3 separate regions of the Homo sapiens genome follow, and all the other regions are linked to region 2. Evidence: chromatin loops called from intact Hi-C (ENCODE). Cell type or tissue: heart right ventricle. All regions are shown on one strand.

Evidence for each region. A loop is a pair of places that touch in the nucleus more often than their neighbours do. Peaks named below come from ENCODE experiments on the same cell type or tissue, not always from the same donor. Only the 100,000 strongest peaks of a DNase experiment are listed, where the experiment ranks them.
Region 1: a loop joins it to region 2, with 4 times the contacts of the local background. A loop is called at or near these places in 17 of 110 quality-filtered maps.
Region 3: a loop joins it to region 2, with 2.7 times the contacts of the local background. A loop is called at or near these places in 5 of 110 quality-filtered maps.

What each region holds. Positions count from the first base shown.
Region 1 is chr11:19,680,509-19,688,508 of GRCh38, reverse strand. It overlaps a transcript of NAV2 not described here. Among named protein-coding and RNA genes, the nearest start is that of NAV2, 28 kb to the left of the region's middle. In heart right ventricle, no CTCF peak of the experiment used is centred here; a DNase peak (open chromatin) is centred at 4,888; H3K27ac peaks cover 3,819 bases.
Region 2 is chr11:19,574,511-19,582,510 of GRCh38, reverse strand. It overlaps MIR4486 (microRNA 4486), which reads right to left and starts at 7,201; the gene lies at 7,139-7,201. It also overlaps a transcript of NAV2 not described here. In heart right ventricle, no CTCF peak of the experiment used is centred here; DNase peaks (open chromatin) are centred at 4,110, 4,310 and 5,055; H3K4me3 peaks cover 522 bases; H3K27ac peaks cover 4,250 bases.
Region 3 is chr11:19,624,901-19,632,900 of GRCh38, reverse strand. It overlaps a transcript of NAV2 not described here. Among named protein-coding and RNA genes, the nearest start is that of MIR4486, 54 kb to the right of the region's middle. In heart right ventricle, no CTCF peak of the experiment used is centred here; a DNase peak (open chromatin) is centred at 4,670; H3K27ac peaks cover 1,077 bases.

The DNA of each region.
Region 1 (8,000 bases), 110 kb before region 2:
TTTCTTAAAATGTAAAGTAAACTTGATGCCCGGAAAGATGCTTGCTGCAGGTTTTCCCTATGGTTTGTGTACCTCTGTTACCACGGCATAGTCTGAGAATCACAGCTTCTCACTCAGTGGGGTTAGGGGATGAACATTCATGGTGCCCAAGGCATTTGTTGGAATGGATAAGATTACACAGGTCAAGGTTTAGCTCAGACTCTGAGCTTGCCTAAGCATTACACTTTCTCCTTTACAGAGTCTTCTGTTCCTTTATGTACAACAAATATAAGGCCAATAAAACCCTCCAAGAGTTTTCAGGGGCTTCATAATCATGCAATTCAAGGCTGTAATTGGGATTCTTTGCTTCTCATGTAAGAATACTTCAGCTTGATAATGAGCCAACTCTAGGTAGACCTTCCCCAAATTGGGGGTGTGTTTTGGGTTGCCTCCCCTCTTTCATCCCATTCTATGATCTCTGAAGAAACCAGAAGACAGATCCCCTAGCAGGCATGATTGCAGTGCTAGAGTCTGTAGCAACTTCACCTGGATGGAGGATGAGAGTCAGCGCTAGGGCACAGGGGCTCTCTAGATGAATCTCCTACACTTCCCTAAGCATGACCTTCTTTCTCAATGAGACCTGTCCTAACTCAAGAGGTTGAGGCACTCATTTTCTGTGATCCCACACTTGCCAGTCACTCTGGCCTCCCTCCTGCCAACAAAGTTCACACACACACACACACACGCATGCATACACACATGCACATGTACACAGATGTGCACACACACATGTACACACATCCCTTTTCTCTGGAACCTGCAGCCATTTGCCATATCTGAGGGTTTAGTACATCTTGTGTTCATTCCTCCCCTCCTCCACATCCCTCCTGCAGACTTACAATTTCCCTGGAGATGAAAGGATAATTTGAAAATTAACTTCTTATTCCAGCCTTTCTCCATAGCTCCAGGGAATATTCTCAGATAAAAACACACAGGACCTGGGAGATAATGATTAGGAGGGGACCTAATAGGATGCTGGTAATGTTCTATGTCTTGACCTGGATGGTGGTTACACAGGTGTGTTCACTTTGAGATAATTCATGTATAATATTTGCTTTTTTCTGAATGCATGTAATATTTCAATGAAAATTTAAATGTAAAAACAAGCACAGAACCAGGTTATGGCTGAGAGGGAAGGCTGTAACCTGGAGATTGACTATCTGGATAAGAAATATTTCTAGCTCTTTTCTGGCTCTCAAGTGTCAATGCAGCCAAGAGCTGCTGTATGGCTCCCAGGGCTACCAGTGTTTCGGAGATGCTGGGCTGACAGCCTGCGCTGTCTCCCTGTTCCAGGGAGAATGCTGTATTGAGAACATAATAATTTTAGATCTCATACTGACCTTCTGAGCCTCTGGGCAGTTTCATGTTCCTAGAATAACAGAGTCAGCAGGTCCTCGGAGGGGAGGCAAAGTGGTTAAGAGCTCAATGTGTTGAAACCCTACCTCTGCCACTTTCTAGTCATGTGACCTTGGGAAAGTTATATAAACTTTCTAATCTGCAGTTTCCTCATCTGTAAAATGGGGCTAATAATAGTGCCCGCCTCATATGGTTACTGTGGGAATTACCTGTACTGCATATGAAGGGTTTAGCCCTGGGCCTGGCAAAAACTAAGAAGTATCCATTAAAGACTAAATGTTATAATTGAGTCCAACCCCCATACTTTATGTGAGGAAACTAAGACCCAGATAGAGAAGGGAGTATCTTATTGAAGGTCAGAGCCAGGATATAACAGTGATAATCCGGGCCTCCTCGAGTCTAGGACTGTGGAGCTCTCTCCATGATAACATGCTGCTTTTTCCCACACTGGGGGTCCTCCCCACCTGGGCAGGCCCATGCAGCCATGCTTTATTCATCCAAGCACCAGACAATGTGAACTTATTTTGCTCACAACCCCTTTAAGTGAGAGGAGACTGTGATGAATGCAGTGTCATTCATCTGATAAGGTGAATCCCCAGGTTGAGGAGAAATGAACAGGCAACCCCTATGACCTGGAGTACCTCCCTGTGAGCCACCCTGAGACCACACAATGGGCGGATTGAGGGAAACATGAGACTCTTGTTTAGTAAACACAGAGTACCTGCTTTGTGGTCAGGCCCAGTGTTGGGGACAACTGGGAAATAAGAAGGATCCCACCTTCCTGGAGCTCCCAGTCTGGGAGGGGGAGGGATGGAGAAGGTTGATTCTGAGAGACAGGTTACTCAAAGGAAAAGCAAGGGAACATATCACAGGGGACCCAACTATCTGTGGTATGAAGCAAGTGACATGGTCGTGGAGGCAGCGATGTCACCATAGGGACTAGAAGGCTGAGTAGGAGCCACCTAAATGAAGTGAAGGGGGCAGAGAGGAGCCAAGGAGGAGGCCCTGGGGTGGGTTAGGACATGAACATGGGGACCTGGAGAATAGGCTTGTACTAGGGAGCTGGGGGAGCAGTGTGAGAAGAGGTGAGTGTGAGCATGCAAGATCTCCTGAGCATGCTGAGAATTCTGGACTTTATGAGATGTGAGAAGCCTCTGGAGAGTTTTAAGTTGGAAAGTCACATGATGAGATTTGCCTTTTAGAAAATACCTGAGCCCTGAGAGTCAGTCTAAGTCCAAAAGCACCTCTTGGTGCAGAGCGTGGGAGGCTCCTGAAACCTCACACCATTCCCAGGACCAGAGCAACAGGGGCCCTCTGAGACTGGTGCACCTTCATTTATCAGAAAGATAAATGGAAGATTAGAGAGGGAGGGAGGTTTACCCAATATCACTCATCAACTTAAAAAGAGTCAGAGCTAGATCCAGTTTCCAAGTCTTCAGCTGCAATTCCTGTTGCACTTGCAATCATCATACGGCTGTTTCACTAGTTTGTGTGAAAATCTTTCAACCCCAAATAAACTGATACTCTTAATGAGCACTAAATTCATCTTTGCAGAATGAAGGAATTTAAGTGCATGGGAACCCTGGATCTGTTACCCTTCCTCCTCTTCCTTAACATTATCTTGGAGCCCGCAGAGCTTGACTCCTCAGCCCGGCCATACCTGCAGGCCTGCTCAAGTAGATATTGGGAAGGGGGTGTGGTCACAGGGCCTGATTCTAGTAAGGGCTGCTTGAAACCTGCTTTCCCCACCCCTACTGCTGGGGTCTGGAAGTCTTCGAGGCTTCTTCTTCAACTGCTCCCCACTGATGGATGATATCATGGGCATTTTGAAATGAGAGGAAAACTCCCATTTGGCTGGAAATTAAGGTGATTTAAAAGCAGATGGCAGAGCTTCTGAACTGAGAGGGCAGGACAAACCACCCAAACATGCCTAGCTAAGCAGTCTGTGGGGCCTTCTGAGGGAAGGTCTGGGATTCGCTGGAGGCTGGCCCAGGGTGGGATCATGGTAGGGCCTCCTCTGAGGGTCAGGACTGATGTCAGCATTTGGGTCTTGCTCTCATCCTGCCCCAAACCCATATTAACTACAGCTAGAATGAGGGAAGGATTTCCAGGTCCTAGCCCTGCCTGACCATGTGCTTTTATGGAGTGAGGGACTTGGATGGGAAATCAGCACTCACTGAGCACCTACAATGTGCCAGGCACTGTACTGAGAGGCCATGGGTTATAATGACCCAACTTTGGGCAATGTGCCAACCAAGGGCTCTTGAGCCCATAGGGATGTGAGCACTCTTGAAGGATGGGTGAGAAGAACTCTACCCTTGAAGAGAATGGGTATTCCCATAGTCAATCATCCCGGAAGGGCTGGAAATATGATGAGACTCAGGACTGGATGAGGGAGAAATATATTCCTCACTCTGGTGTCTGTGGGGTTGGCACTGGGCTTGCAGTGTGGGGGGGCCTTGAGTGATCTGGAAGTGGGTGAGTGCCCTTGGCCGTGCCCTTGGAGAGGAGCTTGGCCTCCACTATTTACCATGGTGGAGGCAGTAGCAGCTCAAAAAGCACCAAGTTTGGTGATAATCAGCATTTAGGTAGTGCTTGGGTGCTCCAGACTAAGGGGTATATCTGAGCAGCTGCCCCTCTTCTGAGAGTTGTGGGCCACCAAGAATGACCTTTAGATCAAATCAAGAGCTTCACCTTCATCACTGGGGTCTCAGAGACAGCCCCCAGTGGTGACAACTGTGCCAGCAGGGCAGATACCTCCTGCTGGGCATTGACACATGAGTCAATACCCTGGGAAAGCTCCCAGAAATGATGGGAGGACATTGTGACAAGGGCTGAAGTCCAGCATGTAGACCTAGGATATAACAGTTGGCATGAAAAGGAAGTATAATTCTATTTAAATTGAGTTCAGGAACAGACATTTTATATATTACCTCATTTTTTCCAACACAATACCCTTTGAAGAAAATGGAGCTAATTATCCCCACTTCACAGATGAAGAAACTAATTTTCAGAGAAGCTCTATCAGTGATTTCCAGTTTTTGGATTTCGCAATCAAGTTAAAACAATTGGGGGAGTGTACATGGATTGTTCACCTCAATTATCTTAGTAAGGAAATTTTAAAAATTAAAAAATGCTACATCTAAACTTATCGTCCCATTTTGGCAAAAGAAAAGATATTTTAATGCAAACAATTGTGGCAGACAATTTAATCAGAATAAAGGTCATTTTTTAAAACTTAATAAAATTATATTGTTGAAGATACAATTTAATATCCTGAGTTTTCTCCCTCCTCTGGGCGTTGGTGAAATGTGGCCTTGTCCTTGTGCTGGTTTGTGGAGTAAAGTTTGCAACCCCAGGGGCTGAATGACTTGCTCATGTCCTGGTCACTCAGCCAGAAAGGGGCAGAGCCAACTCACACAGACCCGACTGGAAGCCCAGCCTTTCTGGATGCCCTGCACAGCTCTGCTCTACTGAGGCAGGCAGTGGGGACCACAGTGCTATCCAAATCCTTGCCAAGGTGCTCCAAGAGAACATCCAGGCCTTGCCTGACTCTTCTCCCCACAGGCCTCTTGGATGGGCCCAGTCAGCTGGCTGAGAACTCTACCAGTAATGCCAGCATAGGGGATTTGGCTGAGCTCAGTACAATATGTTTTTATCTGTACCAAATTATGACCCATAAAAATTCAGTCCTTGCTAGGACACAAGCAGCTAAAAAAGAAGGTGACCCAACTCAACCTTTTCTCTTTTAAGAAAACACATCACTGACCCCGCCTTCCTAAGCTGCTGCCATGAGGCTTTCTGTTACACCCCGCAACCCCTGACATTCCGTTTAGAGGAAATGAAAAACTACTCTCTCTCCTTGGCCCTCCCCATTCAAACAGGCTTACATGTGTCCCAGAAGAAGGCCACTGATGACTTCCCAAACTCCCGGCTACTCTTCCTTCCTCAGAGAAACACAAAATATTAGCACTACAAGGAAATTTAAGGATCATTTAATACAAATACCCCCATTTTATCTATATGAACCAAAGCAGTCACTGAAACCCAGATCTTCTAACTTCTAGCCAGAACCAGGGTGGCACAGTTGACAATCCACAGATTAACAAAGGTTTGAATCTAGTCCTCCCTCATCCTAGTTCTGCAACCTTGGAAAATGCTTCACTTCTCTGAACCTCACTGTTTTCATCTGAAAAATGGGCAAAATGAATATGATATGTTTTGGATGTTTGTCCTCTCCAAATCTCATATTGGAATGAGTGTTGGAGATGGGGCCTGGTGGGAGGTGTTTGGTCATGGGGGCAGATCCCTCATGAACGGCTTAGCGTCATACTCCTGATAGTGTGTTCTCACTCAGTTCATGCAAGATCTGCTTATTTAAAAGAGTGTGTGGCATCTCTGCCCTCTCTGTCATGCTCCCTCTCTCACATGTAATATGTAGCCCCCCATCCCTTCTGCTATCATTGTAAGCTTCCTGAGGCCCTCGCCAAAAGCAGATGCTGGTGCCATGCTTGTATAGCCTTCAGAATCATGAGCCAATTAAACCTCTTTTCTTTATGAATTACCCAGCCTCAGGTATTTCTTTATAGCGACACAAATGGACTGACACAATACCAGCCTCCCAGGTCCTCGCAGAGGTTAATGGGGCTATGTATATAAAGCACTTCACAATGTGCTTGGCACATTGACCGCAGTGCTCATTTCCACAGTACACATTTCCTTTCTGGGCAGTTTACGAACTTCTCTAAGGCTCAGTGTCCTCATCTGTTAAGTAGGATAACAATTGGATTATGAGATAAGGCATGTGTGTAAAAAGTTTAGCACAGTTCTTAGCACATACCAAGCATGTGGAAGCAATTATTATTAGCATGGTATTATCACCAGCCCCTTCTTTCTTTCTTTCTTTCCTCCCTCTCCAGATTCCCACTCCTCAATCTACATAAGTCAACAGAGCAATGTGTAGGGTGTACCATGGGGTGAGTATGTTGTATGTGGGTAAGGTGCTGTCTAGGGGAGTGAGTCCAGGTGCTGTGCCTGATGCTCTGGTGGTAGTGGGCAGCCCTGGAACCCTGCAGAGTGAAGTCCACTCTGTGGCTTGCTCTCTCTCAGCTGCTTGATCAGATCATGTGACTAACACAAGCTATCTTGATATTGTGGACATCTATCTATTCCCTGCTAGATGTATTTTCTCAGGTGGAGGTGTCCTAATTTCTATATGAAACCACCACGCAGCCTCCTGAGGCTGCCAGACACCTGACACGTACATCCCACAGGAATTCCATTCAGATGTGTCCACAGGTCTCAGTGGATTCCCACAGTGGCTTCCTAGCTACCTGGTCTGGAGGACATGCTTACTATGCATTGGTGAGAGTTTCTGGACACTGAATACATGTTCTGTATAGAGAGATTTCCTGTACTCCAATCCCAGACTTGCCAAAGGCTGGCCAGATCCTCCCAGAACTGCAGGCTATTGGTGTGGAGGACCAAGGGCTCATCCCAAGGGGCAAACCTATTGCTAAATCCCATCAGACTGGTCACCTCTTTAGAGGGACTTAGGCAGACCAGTGGGCCATTAATGCCAAATAATTAAATCGATAGGCTTCTAGAAGATAAACCTGATCTCAACTCAGCTAGCCATTTCACACAGAGTGGTGCAATTACCCCCAAATTGCAGAGAGACCTGGGTTCAAACGCTAACTCTATCACTAACTGACTTTGGGTGTTTCCTCACCATTCAAAACTTCAACTTCCCTATATATAAAATAAGGACAAGCAAATCTATCTTTTATAACTGCGGTGAAATTAAATTGAAAATTGATGATACTTCAATGCCTGGCACATTGTCATTATTTGATAATGATCCAGTTAGGACAAAACATATGAAGAAGGACTGCCAGGTCAGGGGACGTCCCTGAGAGAATCTCACTGCCAGGCATGACCTTGTCCCCAGAAGCTAGATCATTTCAGTTCAACCCCTGGCTCTGTCTCTCATTAGTAAGTTAGTTAAATTCTGCACCTCAGTTTCTGTCTCTATCTGTAAGTGGGGATAATGATAATACCTACCCCAAAGGGGTTTGTGATGATTAAATTAATTACTTAATGTAAAATGCTTAGAACAGTGCCTGGCACCCGCTAAGTGCTGCAAAAATGTTGGCTATTCATAATAGAACTAAGTGATTCATCAGTAGTCTGAAATAAATTCCTAAAGCATGGGCTTTGGAAGCCCTTGATTGTTTGGCTTTACTGAAATGACAGGTGCAAAGAAGGCATGAGACCCCTACCGTTCTCTCACGTGAGCTCATTCCTGAGCAGAAGAGCCGTGTTTTATAATAATTACCACTTCTGGAATGCTTGCCATATGCCAGTTCCTTTATAAATTTTAGCTCTCATTCTCACAGGAACCCTCTTATATAGGCATTATTATCCCCATTTTGCAGATAAGGAAACTAAGGTTCAGATAGGTGAAGTGATTTTCCCAAAGGGGCACAGCAGGTAGGGGTAGAGGCAGGATTCAAATGCAGGTCTGTCTGGCTCCATAGCCACAGCCTCCTTGCTTCCCTAAGCAGAATGGGGTTCCGCATCCCTCCTGTGTGTGCGGGTGAGGG
Region 2 (8,000 bases):
TAAATGTTAGGCCTAAAACCATAAAAACCCTAGAAGAAAACCTAGGCAATACCATTCAGGACATAAGCATGGGCAAGGACTTCATGTCTAAAACACCAAAAGCAATGGCAACAAAAGACAAAATTGACAAATGGGATCTAATTAAACTAAAGAGCTTCTGCACAGCAAAAGAAACTACCATCAGAGTGAACAGGCAACCTACAGAATGGGAGAAAATTGTTGCGATCTACTCATCTGACCAAGGGCTAATATCCAGAATCTACAATGAACTCCAACAGATTTACAAGAAAAAAACAAACAACCCCATCAACAAGTGGGCGAAGGATATGAACAGACACTTCTCAAAAGAAGACATTTATGCAGCCAAAAAACACATGAAAAAATGCTCATCATAACTGGCCATCAGAGAAATGCAAATCAAAACCACAATGAGATACCATCTCATACCAGTTAGAATGGCAATCATTAAAAAGTCAGGAAACAACAGGAGCTGGAGAGGATGTGGAGAAATAGGAACAATTTTACACTGTTGGTGGGACTGTAAACTAGTTCAACCATTGTGGAAGTCAGTGTGGCAATTCCTCATGGATCTAGAACTAGAAATACCATTTGACCCAGCCATCCCATTACTGGGTATATACCCAAAGGATTATAAAACATGCTGCTATAAAGACACATGCACACCATGTTTATTGCAGCACTATTCACAATAGCAAAGACTTGGAACCAACCCAAATGTCCAACGATGATAGACTGGATTAAGAAAATGTGGCACATATACACCATGGAATACTATGCAGCCATAAAAAAGGATGAGTTCATGTCCTTTGTAGGGACATGGATGAAGCTGGAAACCATCATTCTCAGCAAACTATCACAAGGACAAAAAACCAAATACCGCATGTTCTCACTCATAGGTGGGAATTGAACAATGAGACACATGGACACAGGAAGGGGAACATCACACACTGGGGCCTGTTGTGGGGTGGGGGAGAGGGGAGGGATAGCATTAGATGTACCTAATGTTAAATGACGAGTTAACGGGTGCAGCACACCAACATGGCACATGTATACATATGTAACAAACCTGCACGTTGTGCTCATGTACCCTAAAACTTAAAGTATAATAATAAAAAAAACCTTAAATTTAAACTTTCAAAAGAAATTAAAGGAGATTCAGAGAAATTTGTTAAACAAGATACAAAGAGTGCTAATCGTTAAAGAGGAGATTGATAAGTCAACGCCATTAAAACCAAGAACTTATGCTAAGAATACTTTAAAGAAAGTAAAAAAACCAAGTCACATGCAGGAAGAAGATACTTGCAATTATATAACAACCTACAGATTAGTATACAAAATATAAGGAACTCCTACAAATCGACAAGATAAAGCAAACAATTCAATGGGAAACTGGGTAAAAGACATGAACAGACATCTCACAGAAAAGGAGACACATGTGGCCAATTAATATAAGAAGAGATTATCCACCTTGTTAGTAATCAGAGAAATACACATCCAGCCAAAATGCTATTTTGTATTCATCAGCTTAGGAAAAATAAGAACCAAATGTAGGATAGGATGAGTATCCTATAAGTAGGCTTACACATTCTTGTGGGAGGATAAATTATTACAGTCACTTTGAAAAATAATTTTGCATTGCTGGTAAAGTTGAACATTCACATACCTTCTACTCAGCAGTTTTACTCCTAAGTGTGTTCCCAAGAGAAAATCTTGTTCACATGCCCATGAAGACAATGTTCAAGAAGGTCTATGCGGTACTCCCCATAATAGCAAAAAAGTGGAAACAGCTGAAATGCTGACTGACAAGAAAATAAATCAAATTGCCTAAGATAGTGCCTGGTACACAATAAACACTCAATAAATGGTAGCTGCTATGGTTTGAATATTCATTCCCTGCAAAACTCATGTTGAAATTTAACCCCCAATGTGGCAGTATTGAGAGATTCATGGATTAATGGGTTATCATGGGAGTGGGACTGGTGCTTTGCAAGAAGAGGAAGAGAGACCTGAGCAAGCACACTCAGGCCCTCCCCATGTAATGCCTTGAGCTACCTTTGGACTTTTCATAGAGTCCAAATGGGGCCCCTTGATCTTGGACTTCTCAGCCCCCATAACTGTAAAATATAAATGTCTTCTTCATAAATTAAAAAAAAAAGAAAGAAAAATGTGATACTTCCCAGAGAAATTCCCAAGCACCATGTTCTTTTCCTGGGAAATCAATCTGGCTACAGGACAATCTTTTAGGCAGCCAGAAGCCCTTCATCTGGGTTTCGGTGACAACTGGCTGTGGCTCTCCGAGGGTACAGGCACAGTAACAGCCACCTGGCAAAGAGAAATTAGCGAGCCCTGGAAGCCCCACCCCCCGGTTGGGTCAACAGCACCAGTCAGAGTGCCACAGAAATAAATATATCCCATTCATAGAGCTTTCCGTTTAACAGCTTTCAAAGTCATAAAGTCTGCATAAGGCCAAAAGATACAATTGTCCAATTGGAGGTTTTATCTAGGAAAACACATATTTTCAAAGACTGTTTGGTCCCCATGCCAGGATCATAGCTGGGCTGGTTTAACGTGCTGGGCCTCTGGGTTTTATAGTACTTTCCACTTAAGTGAGACAGGACAGAGGCCTTCTCAGAGCCTCTTGTCTCCAAGGTGGTGTCCAAGAGGGGCCTAGAGATGCTCAAAGCCAATCATTCCCATGAGAATTCCAGAAAAGCTAGAATCTACCTAGACCAGGTCATGTAGGAGGGGAATAACAACTAACATTTATTGGGTGCTTACTATGTACACTTACTGAATTCCAGGTTCTGCTCTAAATACCTAACACATATCATTGCATTTACTCTTTCTTATTGCCTTACAACGAAGTGTCTATTTCCTTCCTATCTTCCAGAGGAGGAAAGCAAGGCTTGGAAAGGTAAATCAACATATTCAAGATGATCTGATTCAGTGAGTAGTAGGGTCAAGATTTGAACTTAGGTCTAGTGATTCTAAAACACTTCAACCTCTATAATCAGCTGCCACCCATGACTGTCAGGGCCCTTTCTCCGTCTCTGTCCAGCTGCTTGAGCTGTGTTATGAAGGGCAGATAGACGAAGACCAAGGAAGGGCTTGTCACTAGCAGTGGGAACCAATGAAGGGAACCAGGCCTGGGAGAGAATCCTTAATATTTGCCAGGAACCATGTTAAGCATTTACTTAAATTATCATGCTGAATTCTCATAATAGTCCTGCAAAATAAGTCTTATTATATCCATTTGACAATTGAGACAGCTGAGGCTTAGAGAGGTTAAAAACTTTCCCAAGGCCACACGGCTCAGAAGTGGTGGACAGTCTGCCTGAATAGACTCCTTGCTCAGAAACATTAAGTCAGGCACTGAGCTTACCCACCTACGTACACATCATATGGCTTTTATTCTTGGGAGAGATTTCTTTTTTTGTCAAATTCTGGCTCTACTTGTACACATTGCACTGATCACTTCCCTGATAGTCCTGGATGTTGAAACTTACACACACACACATTTACATCTAGGCCACTTACTAGCTGAGTAATCTTGGGTGTGTGAACATGTCCCTAAACCTCTCAGAGGGGTTTCTGCTCTCCTGGGACTCACCACTTAGACCAAAGGTAGCAAACCTTTCCTGTCGAGAGCCAGAGGGTAGATATTTTAGGCTTTAGGGTCATCCGCTCTGCATGACAACTGCTCAACCCTGCCCTGTAGTGCAAAAAACAACCATAGATAATGTATAATCAATGCTATGGCCAGATTTGGCACACAAGCCAAAATATGCAGACCCCTGACCTAGATGGTCAACATATTGCACAAATAAGTGTTAAATTCCCATTTTGTAAGTACTACAAATGGGAGGTATTAGTGTACTCAGAGTGTATACTAGGAGGAACTGACCTCCAGGGCATGGTGGCTGGACAATGTCACAATGTCACCACAGAGCAGGGCCAGAACTGGAGTCCAGGCATCCCATTCTCCCACTGGGACTCACCCCCTGCATGTGTGGCCTCCTTGGTCACCAGTGAATCTCCCAAGTCGATGTCCCTTCTAGAGGCTCAATGACATCAGGCTGCACTCAGAGAGCAGCCCAGGACATCTGCAACTGCCTGGCTTAACCTCTGACTGTGGCCAAGAGCCTTCTACTAGCAAATCACTGGCTCATTTCTCTCCAGCAGGGCCTGGCTCACAGCACCTTCTGGAAAGCCATTACAGCAGCTACAGCAGCACGCGCAGCGTTAATTTATGAAAATCTCAGCTTGTAAAAGCCCAGCTCGCAGGCAGAGCCGGAGGAGGCAGAGGCACTCTGCACTGGAGATGCATGAACTGCTATTTGCTTCTCTTACAGCCACAAAAGGAAATGCTGGCGAGGGCTTCAGAGAAGGGGTGGTGGGGAGGGGACGCTGCTGGATTTAATAGGAGGAATACGAGTCATTTGTCTTATTGTAAAATAGATGTGTGTTTGGAAGCAGAAAATGCTCTGGATCCTTTCTTTCCTCCCCTTGCAGGCATGAAAAGCCTTGAGCAAAACAAAATGCTGCTGATTTTGAGTCTATTTTGGGCGCCTGTCGCTGATTGTCTGCTTCCGAGGCCTGTGCACATGCTGCCTTCTCAAAGAATGGTTTTAACAAATTGAAATGGAATGAATGAGCATCTTGCTCCTGCTGCTGCTGCCACCATTGGAACAGAAAGCAGCCCCCAATAGTGGGGCCTGGTCCATGGCTCCTCAATTCTTCCCTCTCACCCCAGATGCCCACCCAACCCACACCCCCATCCACACAGTGCTTGCTGGCTCCCGAGTTAGGCTGCTCACCCCATGCCAGGAAGCTATTTACCAAAGGAAATAACTGTGATAAAAGGGCTAAAAATAGGCAGCAGTGATGGAAAACATTTTGTTGAGAGATCTGCTGACAAGAGGGGAAACAGAGCTGTGAAAAAGATAGGTGGTGAAGGACACAGAGGGAGAAGTGGCTACACTGAGCATCTAGGGGGCCCAGGAGGAGCCGGGGTCAGGGCCCAGAGGCCAGGTGGCTCACACAGATGGCTGCGCCCTCGTGGCAGATCTTCCCTGTCAGCGGCCCTACCCTTGTGGTATTTCACCCAGCCTTAGAAAAGTGAAGGGGCACGAGCCAACAGGTTCCTTCGCCAGGTGGGTATCTGAGGACAGGTATCTGAAAAGCAGCCCCATGAAGGAAGCAAATAGAACGCTGATGGAGGCTGACCACACATTTGGCTTTCGCCAGTTAGCAACACACGGACGTTGGACAAGCTGCTTAACTTCTCTGAGCCTCAGTTTCCTCATGTGATAAATAAAGATATGCTTAGACCCACGTCATAGGGCTGTGGTGATAATCCATGCACACTATTTACCAAACAGTGGCATTATTCCGGTCATTCAGGCTTTTACAAACATGGATTGAGGGCTTTCATTGTGCAAGGCACTTCCTGGAACCCAGGGATTCCTTGAAGTAAAAGACAAATTCCTGCTGTAAGATACTTTAATTCCTTAGTGAACAAGGAATTAGAGTAGAGAAGGGGGAGCTGTCCTTAGAAATATATAACCAGCACCACTCAGCCTAAGACAGCCAGATGGAAGGACCCCAGGACACCTTCCCAGGCCACAGACACATCCATTCCATCCAATGCTGTGTGTCTGCTATGCACTGTGTACTGAAGAGGGAATGATGAGAAAGGCTCAGGGTTCCCTTCTGAAGCCCACAGACTGGTAGAGAAGACAGGGAGGGAAACAGATATATGTTATTCACGTGAAAAGGACCATACAGAATTAGGTTTAAGAGCTCTCTTTGGGAGCAGCAGATCTTTGAAATTTCCAGGCACCGGAATGTGTAAGTTTTACAACAAGCTAAATATATACAAGTTAATCATATTCATGTATTTGCATAAATTAATAAACAGCAATTATATATTATAGCAATTTCTAAGTAATATCCCCAAATAACTATCTCAATATACCAAAATAGTAACAATGGTTATTTCTGGGTGGTGGAATTATGGGTGATTTGTATTTCTCCCCAAATTCTCTACAATTAGTATGCATTATTTTTGTAATAGAAAAACAAACAAATGAAACATGAGTAAGAAGCGAGTGGTTTCAAAATACCCTGCAGATGGGAAATCTGTTCGCTTGCCTTGGATTCAGCTGAAAGCCTCTCTATGACTTCAAGAACCATCAAAAGTTTGAAGTAGCTTGAAAACAGGTTTTTGCATCAGAATGCGGCAAGGCTGCCCAGTCTCTGGCCAAGTGGGTCTGATCCCTTACCTGTTTATTTTGTGGCTGAGGATCAGAAAGGAGTATGCTAGCTTGGAATGGAGAGTGTAGACAGAGGAGGACCCATTCCACAAATGGCTGTGTGCAAAGGGCACTTAGGCCTGGATTTGAGCACTTTTTCTGCCATACACTAGATGTGAGATCTTGGGCCAGTTATTTCACTCCTTTGAGCCTCAGATTCCTCACTCTGTATGACTTAAAAAAGCCATCCTGAACCACCCAGGCTCAACTGGGCATCTATTAGAGTCCACACCGTAATCTGCTCAGCCCTCTGTGTTACAATGGGCTACAACTTAAAACTAGGGAACACACCTTGTCCACAGCTGTGATTCCCTTACCTCTCATAGTGCCTGGTACAGTGACCTTCAATACACATTTGCTGAATGAATGAGATGCCAAAGCTCATGCTAGGTCCTGTAGCTGCAGAGATGAACGACATGGATCCCTGGCCATCGGGAGCTCCCACTTTAGTTGGAACTCAGTCTCCCCAACACAATATAGATGATGACCAATGCCTTAAAGGGCTTATGTGCAAAGAGAAACTAGAAGAATGGGGAAGAAAAGGTGAATTTCCCCAGGGGTGTCTGAGGAGGTACTTGCATAGGGGGGTAGAATCTGAGCACAGTCTGGAAAAATGAGTAGAGCTTCTCCTGCGGGTACAGAGACAAGGCAGGCAAAGGTGTGGAGTGGAGCAGGAATGTGCACAGCAAGGAAGAGGCAAGAGCAAGGCTAGGGCCAGGCGTGGAGCACCGTGGATGGGTCTGACTGGCATTCTGGCTGCTGTAGGAGCCCAGGCTTAGAAGGAGAGCTGATGGGCTCCTTTCTCATTGCAATGGCAAGAGCAAGCATCTACCGCCTGTGCTAGATGCCAGCCTCGCCCAGCATGCTTCCACCTGCCCATCAGGAGGGCAAGGCAATAGGACCAGTTTGGGGTTAATCACTGCTAAATCTAGTCTGCTGCTAAGAACCCCTCTAATTTAAACCAGCATCTGTGAGAAGGGCCAGCTTTGGCAGGGGCCTTGAGGAATGTGGACATGATTAACCTCTGCCAGTTGCAGCAAATTAACTGCAAAAAGAACATCCTGGCAGCACCCCGGATCTTAAGTGCAGCCAACCCTTGAAGATGCAGGCTGATTGCTTTGCCTGGGCTGGAAGTGCAAAGCTGTGTCTTTACTGGGCACTTCCCATTAGGAAGTATAGGGGCACCAGCTAAACTCCATCCCTCCTCAGGGCCTTCACCTGTGCTATTTCCTCGGCAGGAAACCCCTTCGCCCAATTGAGTATGGTTGGCCTGTTCTGATCTTTCAAGTCCTGCTTCAAATGTTGTTTCCTTTGTGATGTCTTCCCTGACTCCCCATCTAAGGTGGCTTTGCTATTCTCCCCACACTCATCACTTTCTGTTCCACCATTCTATTTTCTACTTTTCAAAGAGTTTATTTTCTTGCATGGTTGTTCATTTCCTTTCTCTCTACCTAATTCTAACTGGACCTATGCTCCACGGTAGCAGGAACCTTGTCTTGCTCACAGCTGTATTCACTATGTTTGGCACTTAATAGGTGATCAACAAAAATAAACGGGATGGAAGGAAGGAAGTAAAGAAGGAAAAAGAGGGGGTTTCTAATACAATGGCTCCAAAATGTCCACCAAAGCACTTAGCCCCACTGCCCTGGGAAGATGGCTCATTAC
Region 3 (8,000 bases), 50 kb before region 2:
TCTTCTTAAAGGGTTTGGATAAAATGCATGTGGGTACAGTGCCTTGCACATAAAAGCTGCTTGCTAAATGCTGTGTGGATTTTTGCTCTCCTAGTTAGATGGAGCATGTAGAAGTCATGAACTCAGGCTTATATTTCTTTTATAACATCCGTGGTTTCTAGCCCAGTGGAGAGCACTGAGTAGTTTTCTAAGTAGGAGAAAGGTCGAAGGCATATTCCGATGAGATAGGAACAACTGCCATCAATAATAGCTTCAGGAGACACATCTTTCCCTGCTGAGTTTGCTCCAAGGAATCAGCCTCTTTGAACTGACCACAATGAAAACCACAAAACAGGCAACAGCAGGCAGGAAGGGTTGGCCAGTTTAATAATCTCATAATAATGAGTCTGGATAATCTAAACTTGATAAAAGCTCGTTGAATAATCAAAGACAGTCTGCAATTGTGGAATAACTCCCACCTAGACAACACTTTCAGTTTGCAAAGCGCAGACATGAACATTATTTCATTTGGACAAACCCAATAAATATGTATGGAAGCATACAGCCTTGCAACAGCCTCATAATGTGAATTATTCAAGGTCTTGATTTAACTGATAAGGAAGCCAAGGCTCAGAGAGGTAAATTAAATTGCTAGAAAAAAGACCAATCCTGTTTGATGCCAAACCCAATGTTCTTTGTACCGCACCAAACCGTCCCTATAAATAGATGGTAATGGGGGTGTGCTCTCACTGATCCCTGTGCCAGGCAGGAAATCCAACCAATACAGCTGTCCCTAGTGTGCTGGTCTTGAAGATGGGCCTTTGAAGCGACATGTAATAGCTATTCCCCACACCCCCACCCTGCCTGCCAACAGGCATGTTCCCTGGCGGGTGGGAACCAGAGTAAAGTAAGAAGTGGGCAGTTGGCACAGCTGGAATGCAAACAAACAATGAGGCTGGTGAAAGATTGGCGTGGGTCTCTCTTGCTGATGGAGAATGTGTAAAATATGGAAATAAAAATTGCACAACTGAGCTGTCTCCTGGGAAGACGATGGCTAATTAGATGTCTGACAGCACACAGGCTCCTAATCACTGAGCAATCCTTGCCCTCGGATTGCAAACTCCAGCCACAAGCCAGGCATGATGCCCATGGAGGCATCCATCTCCTGGGACACTAGTGGGCACCACAGCCACCACTCAGAGGGTGCCTTCTAGGTGCCACACTCAGTGCCGGGGGTTTGCTTTCATCAGCTTTGAATGCAAGTCTCTCCTTAAAACACTGAGAGTGAAGTGCTGTGAGAGTTCCCTTTAGCTAGATGAGAAAGTAGAGGCCAGGGGAGGTAATGAGAGCACACTAGTCTTGGTAGGAAGGGGAAAGGTAGTCAGTGACTCTAGATACAAAAGGAAAGATAGCCCTAAATCCATAAAAAAACACTTGTTGTGCTTTCTGTCTTACATGGGCATTTTATGAGGTGAGAATCTTGTTTTGGCAAAAGCTGGAAAGGCCCTCAGATGAAACTGGAAACCCTCATTCTCAGCAAACTATCACAAGGACAAAAAACCAAACACCGCATGTTCTCACTCATAGGTGGGAATTGAACAATGAGAACACATGGACACAGGAGGGGGAACATCACACGCCGGGGACTGTTGTGGGGTGGGGGAAAGGGGGAGGGATAGCATTGGGAGATATACCTAATGCTAGATGACAAGTTAGTGGGTGCAGTGCACCAGTGTGGCACATGTATACATATGTAACTAACCTGCACATTGTGCACATGTACCCTAAAACTTAAAGTATAGTAATAATAAAATAAAAGAAAAAAAAAAAAGAAAGGGCCATGGATAAAATGAAAGGGGCAATTCAGGCCATTTTTGTAATAAATATAGTAAAATATTAAAAAAACAAAACAAAACACTGCTTTTAAACTGGTGTTTTACCAAATTTCTTTTTTCCTTCTCTTTCTTTTTTTTTTCTTTTTTCCTTTTTTTTTTTTTTTGCAACAGGACCCTTTGTTTTGGGGTGCGTGTATGTGTGTTTCTTTTTGAAACAGGGTCTCACTCTGTTACCTAGGCTGGAGTGCAGTGGTGAAATCTCGGCTCACTGCAGCCTCGACCTCCCAGGCTCAAGCAATCCTCTCACCTCAGCCTCCCAAGTAGCTGGGACTATAGGCATGCACCACCACGTCCAGCTAATTTTTATATTTTTTGTCTCACCATGTTGCCCAGGCTGGTCTTAAACTCCTGAGCTCAAGTGATCCATCTTCCTTGGCCTCCCAAAGCGTTGGGATTAGAGATGTGAGCCACTGTGCCCTGCCAAAACCCTTTGATTAAGTGTAGTATTGTGTGGAAGCATGGTAGACAAAACAGAGCAAGAAGGAGCAATCTGGGTAGAAGTGGGGGTCCTGCTCATTAACAATTGTCTTCTTTCCCTTTTGCCTTGCTCTTCTCACCATCATGTCTTCTTGGAACCCTAGGGTTCCTCGGAATCCAGTTTGAAAACCACTGTCTTTGTTCAACTCCTTTATCTTGCACATGAGAAAACAAAAATCTGGAGAAGCTAAATGACCTTCTCAGTGTCAGAAAACCAAGAAGTAGTAAAGGCAGGAGCAGAAATCAGCTTCTTCTTGCTCAGGTTGAGGATTTGGGGCTAAGCCAGGTAGGCTTTATGTAGGTAGATATTGATGATGGAGATATTGATGACACAGATTTTAATGAGTTCTAGATACAGAGAGATGAAGCAAATGATATATAATTTATTGAGCATTCTTTGTGCCAGGCTGTGTATACTGGGTATACTAGGGACTCAGAGTTGGGGGAACATAGGTCGCATTCCCCAGAAGTTCACCACAGAGTTGGGGGAACATAGGTCGCATTCCCCAGAAGTTCACCACAGAGTTGGGGAAACATGTAGCGGCCCCAGGGGCTGCCTCATAAATCAGAGGGTACAGAATTTTGGTAGAGGTGCACATGACAGCTTATGAGGATTATTATAGTGAGAGAGTCATTTGGGACTGACAGAGGCTAAGACTTTGGGAACGGAGGACTTAGCCAGAGCTGGAGGGTTGATGCGGCCATTCCAGGGTGAGGCACTGTGAGAGCAGAGGTTGAGAGGCGGGAAAGTGCAGGGTGTGATTTAGTAAATACATTGGTGCCCTTCAAAACTGAGGCCCATTCAGGTCCTTCCCTGACTCCTTTCCTAACAAGATCTGTTCTCCCCACCCTACCCCTGTCCCTGTCTAGGACCTATTTGAGGGTCCAGCCTCTTGGTTTCCAGCAACTGTCCAAAGATGGGAGGGGGAGTGGGAGGAGAGTAGGAAACAGGAAATTAATTCTCCTAGGCTGTGTGTGTGTGTGTGTGTGTGTGTGTGTGTGTGTGTCAGAGAGAGAGAGAAAAAAAGAAAGAGGCAAAGAGTGTGTGTGTCTGTACGTGTGTGTGTGTGCGCAAGTGCGTAAGAAAAATGTCGCTGACATCAAATACTGTCTGAAACCACTTCTGCCTTTTAGGAGAGAGGCACAATTCCTTTCCAGAGAGTTTTTCTTACATAGCTTTATTATTATTATTAGTCTAGGAAAGAGCCTAATGGGCCCCTTTGGTCCCTGAGCCAGAAGGGATAGGAGAAATACAAGAGAGGACTGAATGGCTCTGCCTAAAATGATATTTTGGTCTTGTTCTCTGGGAGTTCCAGAGGCTTGATGGGTGAAGGCTGGTGAGTGGGGTTGGGGCAAGGGCTCAGAAATGGTGGGAGAGAGAGATGTGACGAGGAAATGAGGATGGAGACACTGAGGCAGAGCGGGAGGCTGCACTCCACGGAGACAATGAATGGCCACCACATTTTAGAAACATAGGGCTGTTTTCTGCCCACTCTTATATTTTCAGCAAAAGCTGGGTAGCTTCAAGAACCTTGTGTCAATGAGAATTTTGGAACAAAGGTGGGCATAGGAGATAGGGCTGTAGTCTCAGGTGCTTGCAGCAAGGTCAGGGTGGCAAATGCACCTGGCAGGTGAACTCCATGGGAGTACCGGGGAGGGAGCGCCTCTCAGAGTAGCTGGGATAGAGCTTGAGCCATTTTATTTGGATATGATGGTAATCAATGATTCCAGAAGACTAGAAGGGTAGGGGACCTTGGTGTACCTGGTTCTTTGAGTATAATTATATGTGCATGTTTCTGGTATGCATTTTTATATATGTGTTCATGAATGTCGACACCTGTGTGATTGTGTTGGCAACTGTATTTGTGAATATGGGTAAGTGTATGGGAATGAGTGAGTTTCCTTGTGTATGTGTGAGTGTATGTGTAGGAATCCGGACTTCAGGATCTGTGAGTTACATGTGTACACCTGAATGTAGATGAGTGCATGGCCACGTGAGCGTGGATGCATGAGTACATTTCTGAGAGGCTTTCGAATATATATCTGTGTCACTCACCATGTGTGTACGGGGTGTGGGGATATCTGTGAATGTGTGAGAACATATACTCTGTACGAGTGTGCCCTGATTGCCAGGAGCCTGAGGCAGGCCGGCACCTCTGCTCTGGTGTCTTCCTCCTCACAGGGCCCTGCACTACGCTTGGCTCTGGGCAGTGGGGAAGCGGGAGTGGATGTTCCTGGGTGTGCTTGCCCCAGAGCCTTGCTCCTCACCCAGGAACATTCTCCCTTTCCCATTCCTGGGAAGGAACATAATGTCCACTGGCTCCTCTCCCACCGGACAAGTCCAACTCCTCTGCTGCCTCAGGCTGTGAGGCACTTCCTGACCGGATGGGGAGCATCCAGGGAGCCAAACCCTGGGGCCAGAGTGGGAGGGAGACATACTGGCTCCAAGAGTGTCAGCAACAGGAGATTCTCCCCAGTGGTGATTAAAGTAGCCATCATCTATTGGGTGTTTGCCACATGCCAGCCCAACACAGAGCATTTCACATGAATATATTTGTTTATGCCTCCTTGTGGAATGGGCTGCCAGATATTATCATTATCTCTTCTTCTTCTTCTTCTTCTTTTTTTTTTTTTTTTGAAAACAAGGAAACTAAGGCTCAGGTTGAGGAACTTGTCCAAGGTGGCACACCCAGGGAGAGGTATATGTCGGATTAGAACTAGGTTTCCTGTCTCTGGAGCCAATATTCTCACTTTGCAGGCGGGGCCCAACCCTCCCATCTCATCCATCACCGTCAGTGCATAGATGGGAGACTGAGGTCCAGAAGGGGGCATGTTCTCTTACCAGGCTTCCTTCGGCTCTGAGATGTCCCCTAAGAAGCCCTGGAGCTGGGCAGACTGTAACTGTGGCAAAGGACCTACATGACAATTGTGACTAACTTTCCCAATTTGGTAAAGGTCTCACTTAAAGGTCTGTGGCACACTAGACTTTACACAAATTGGTCCTCTTTGCTGGGACTGATGAGGTCAAAATTGCAGCTTCTCTGGCTGTGACCAGAGAATTTCATGCATGAAAAACCTCCCACTTCCATGGCCTAAACAACCCCAAAGCCAACAGACCCCTTGGTCCAGCCCAACAGGCACATGGATCTCTTTTTTTTTTTGAGACAGAGTCTCGCTCTGTTGTCCAGGCTGGAGTGCAGTGGTGTGATCTTGGCTCACCACAATCTCTGCCTCCTGGGTTCAAGCAATTTCTCCTGCCTCAGCCTCCTGAGTACCTGGGATTACAGGCACACAATACCACGCCCTGCTAATTTTTGTATTTTTAATACAGACGGGGTTTCGCCATGTTGGCTAGGCTGGTCTCGAACTCCTGACCTCAGGCGATCCACCCACCTCAGCCTCCTAAAGTGTTAGGATTACAGGCGTGAGTCACCGCACCCGGCCCACATGGATCTCTTGACCTTCAACTGATTATACACACCTCAGCTTGCCTCACCTTCTTCAAACACCACTTTAGCACCTGAGGGTAAACTATGTGCCAGATCATATGCCCAGTGCTTTCATGTCATATTGGGTACATATTGCACTTTCTAATTACGGTCTCAGCTAATCTCCATAACTATATTATGAGGTTGGTGTTATTCCCATTTTATAATTAAGAAAACAGAGTCAGAGAAGCTTAAGTCACTTTCCTAGGGACACACAGCTCATAAAAGTTGGAACCAGAATTTGAATTTGGATCTGACACTAAAACCTATGTTATTAAAAATGTAAAATAAAATACCTAGGAATAAAGTTAACAGAAGCAGTAAAAGACTTCTATGGAAAACTACAAAACAGTGATGAAAGAAATTTAAGAAGATGCAAACAACTGGAAAGACATCCCATACTCATGGATCAGAAGCATTAATATTCTTAAAATGACAATACTACCCAAAGCAGTCTACAGATTCAATGCAATCCCTATCAAAATACCAATGACATTCTTCACAGAAATGGGAAAAAAAGTTCTAAAATTTGTGTGGAACCACAAAAGACCCCAAATAACCAAAGTAATCCTGAACAAAAAGAACAAAGCTGGAGACATCATACTATCAAACTTCAAAATATACTACAGAGCTGTAGCAACCAAAACCACATGGCATTGGCATAAATACAGACATATAGGTCAGTGGAACGGAATAGAGAACCCAGAAATTAACCCACATATCTACAGCCAACTGATTTTTGACAAAGATGCCAAGAACACTCACTGAGGAAAGGACACCCTCTTCAATAAATGGTGTTGGGAAAACTGGATATGTAAAAGAATGAAAACAGACCTCCATCTCTCATCCTATACTAAAATCAACTCAAAATGGCCAAATACCTAAACGTAAGACCCAAAACTATAAAACTACTCAAAGAAAATATAAGGGAAATGCTTCAGGATGTTGGTATTGGAGAAGATTTTATGAATAAGACCTCAAAAGCACAGGCAACCAAAGCAAAAATAAACAAATATGGGATTATATCAAATAGCAAAGCTTCTGCACAGTAAGGGAAACAATCAACAAAGTAAAAATATAACCTATAGAATGGGAGAAAATGGTCACGAACTACTCATCTGACAAGGGGTCAATATCCAGAATATACAAGGAACTCAAACATCTCCACAGGAAAAAAAATAGGCAAATGATCTGGACAGACATTTCTCAAAAGAAGATACACAAATGGCCAAGAAATATATGAAAAAAAATGTTCAACATCACTAGTAATCAGGGAAATGCACATCAAAACCACAATGGGGTGTCATCTCACCCCAGTTAGGATGGCCATTATCAAAAAGAAAAAGAAGAACAAATGTTGGCAAAGATACAGAGAAAAGGGAACTCATACATTTTTGGTGGGAACGAAAACTAGTACAGCTGCTATGAACAGTATGGAAGTTCCTCAAAAAACTACAAATAGAACAACCATATGATTCAGCAATCCTGCTACTGGGCATTTCACCAAGAGAAAGGAAATTAGTATATTGAATAAATAGCTGCACCTCCATGTTTATTGCAGCACAGTCCATGATAGCTAAGTTATGGAATCAACCTAGTTCAACAGGAGATGAATCAATAAAGAAAATGTGGTATATATACAACATGGAATACTATTCAGCCATAAAAAAGAAATGAAATTCTGTCATTCATAGCAACATGGATGGAACTGGAGGACAGTATGTCAAGTGAAACAAGCTAAACACTGCATTTTCTCACTAATATGTAGAAACTAAAAAAAGTTGTTCTCATTGAAGTAAAAATTAGAACAGAGGATACTAGAGACTAAGAAGGGTTGGAGGAAGGGAAAGATAGGGAGAGATTTGTTGAAGAATACAAAATCACAGCTAAATAAGAAAAATAAAGTCTAGTGTTCTATACCACTGTGGGATGGCTATAGTTAACAATAATGTATTATATAGTTTCGGTTAGCTAGGAGGAGGATCTTAAACATTCCCAACACAAGGAAATGATAAATGTTTGAGATGATGAATATGCTAATTAGCCCAATGTGATCACTATACATTATATGTATCAAAACATCACTATGTACTTCATGAGTATGTACAATTATTATTTGTCAATTAAAATTTTTAAATAAATGTTAAAATATTTTGAAAGA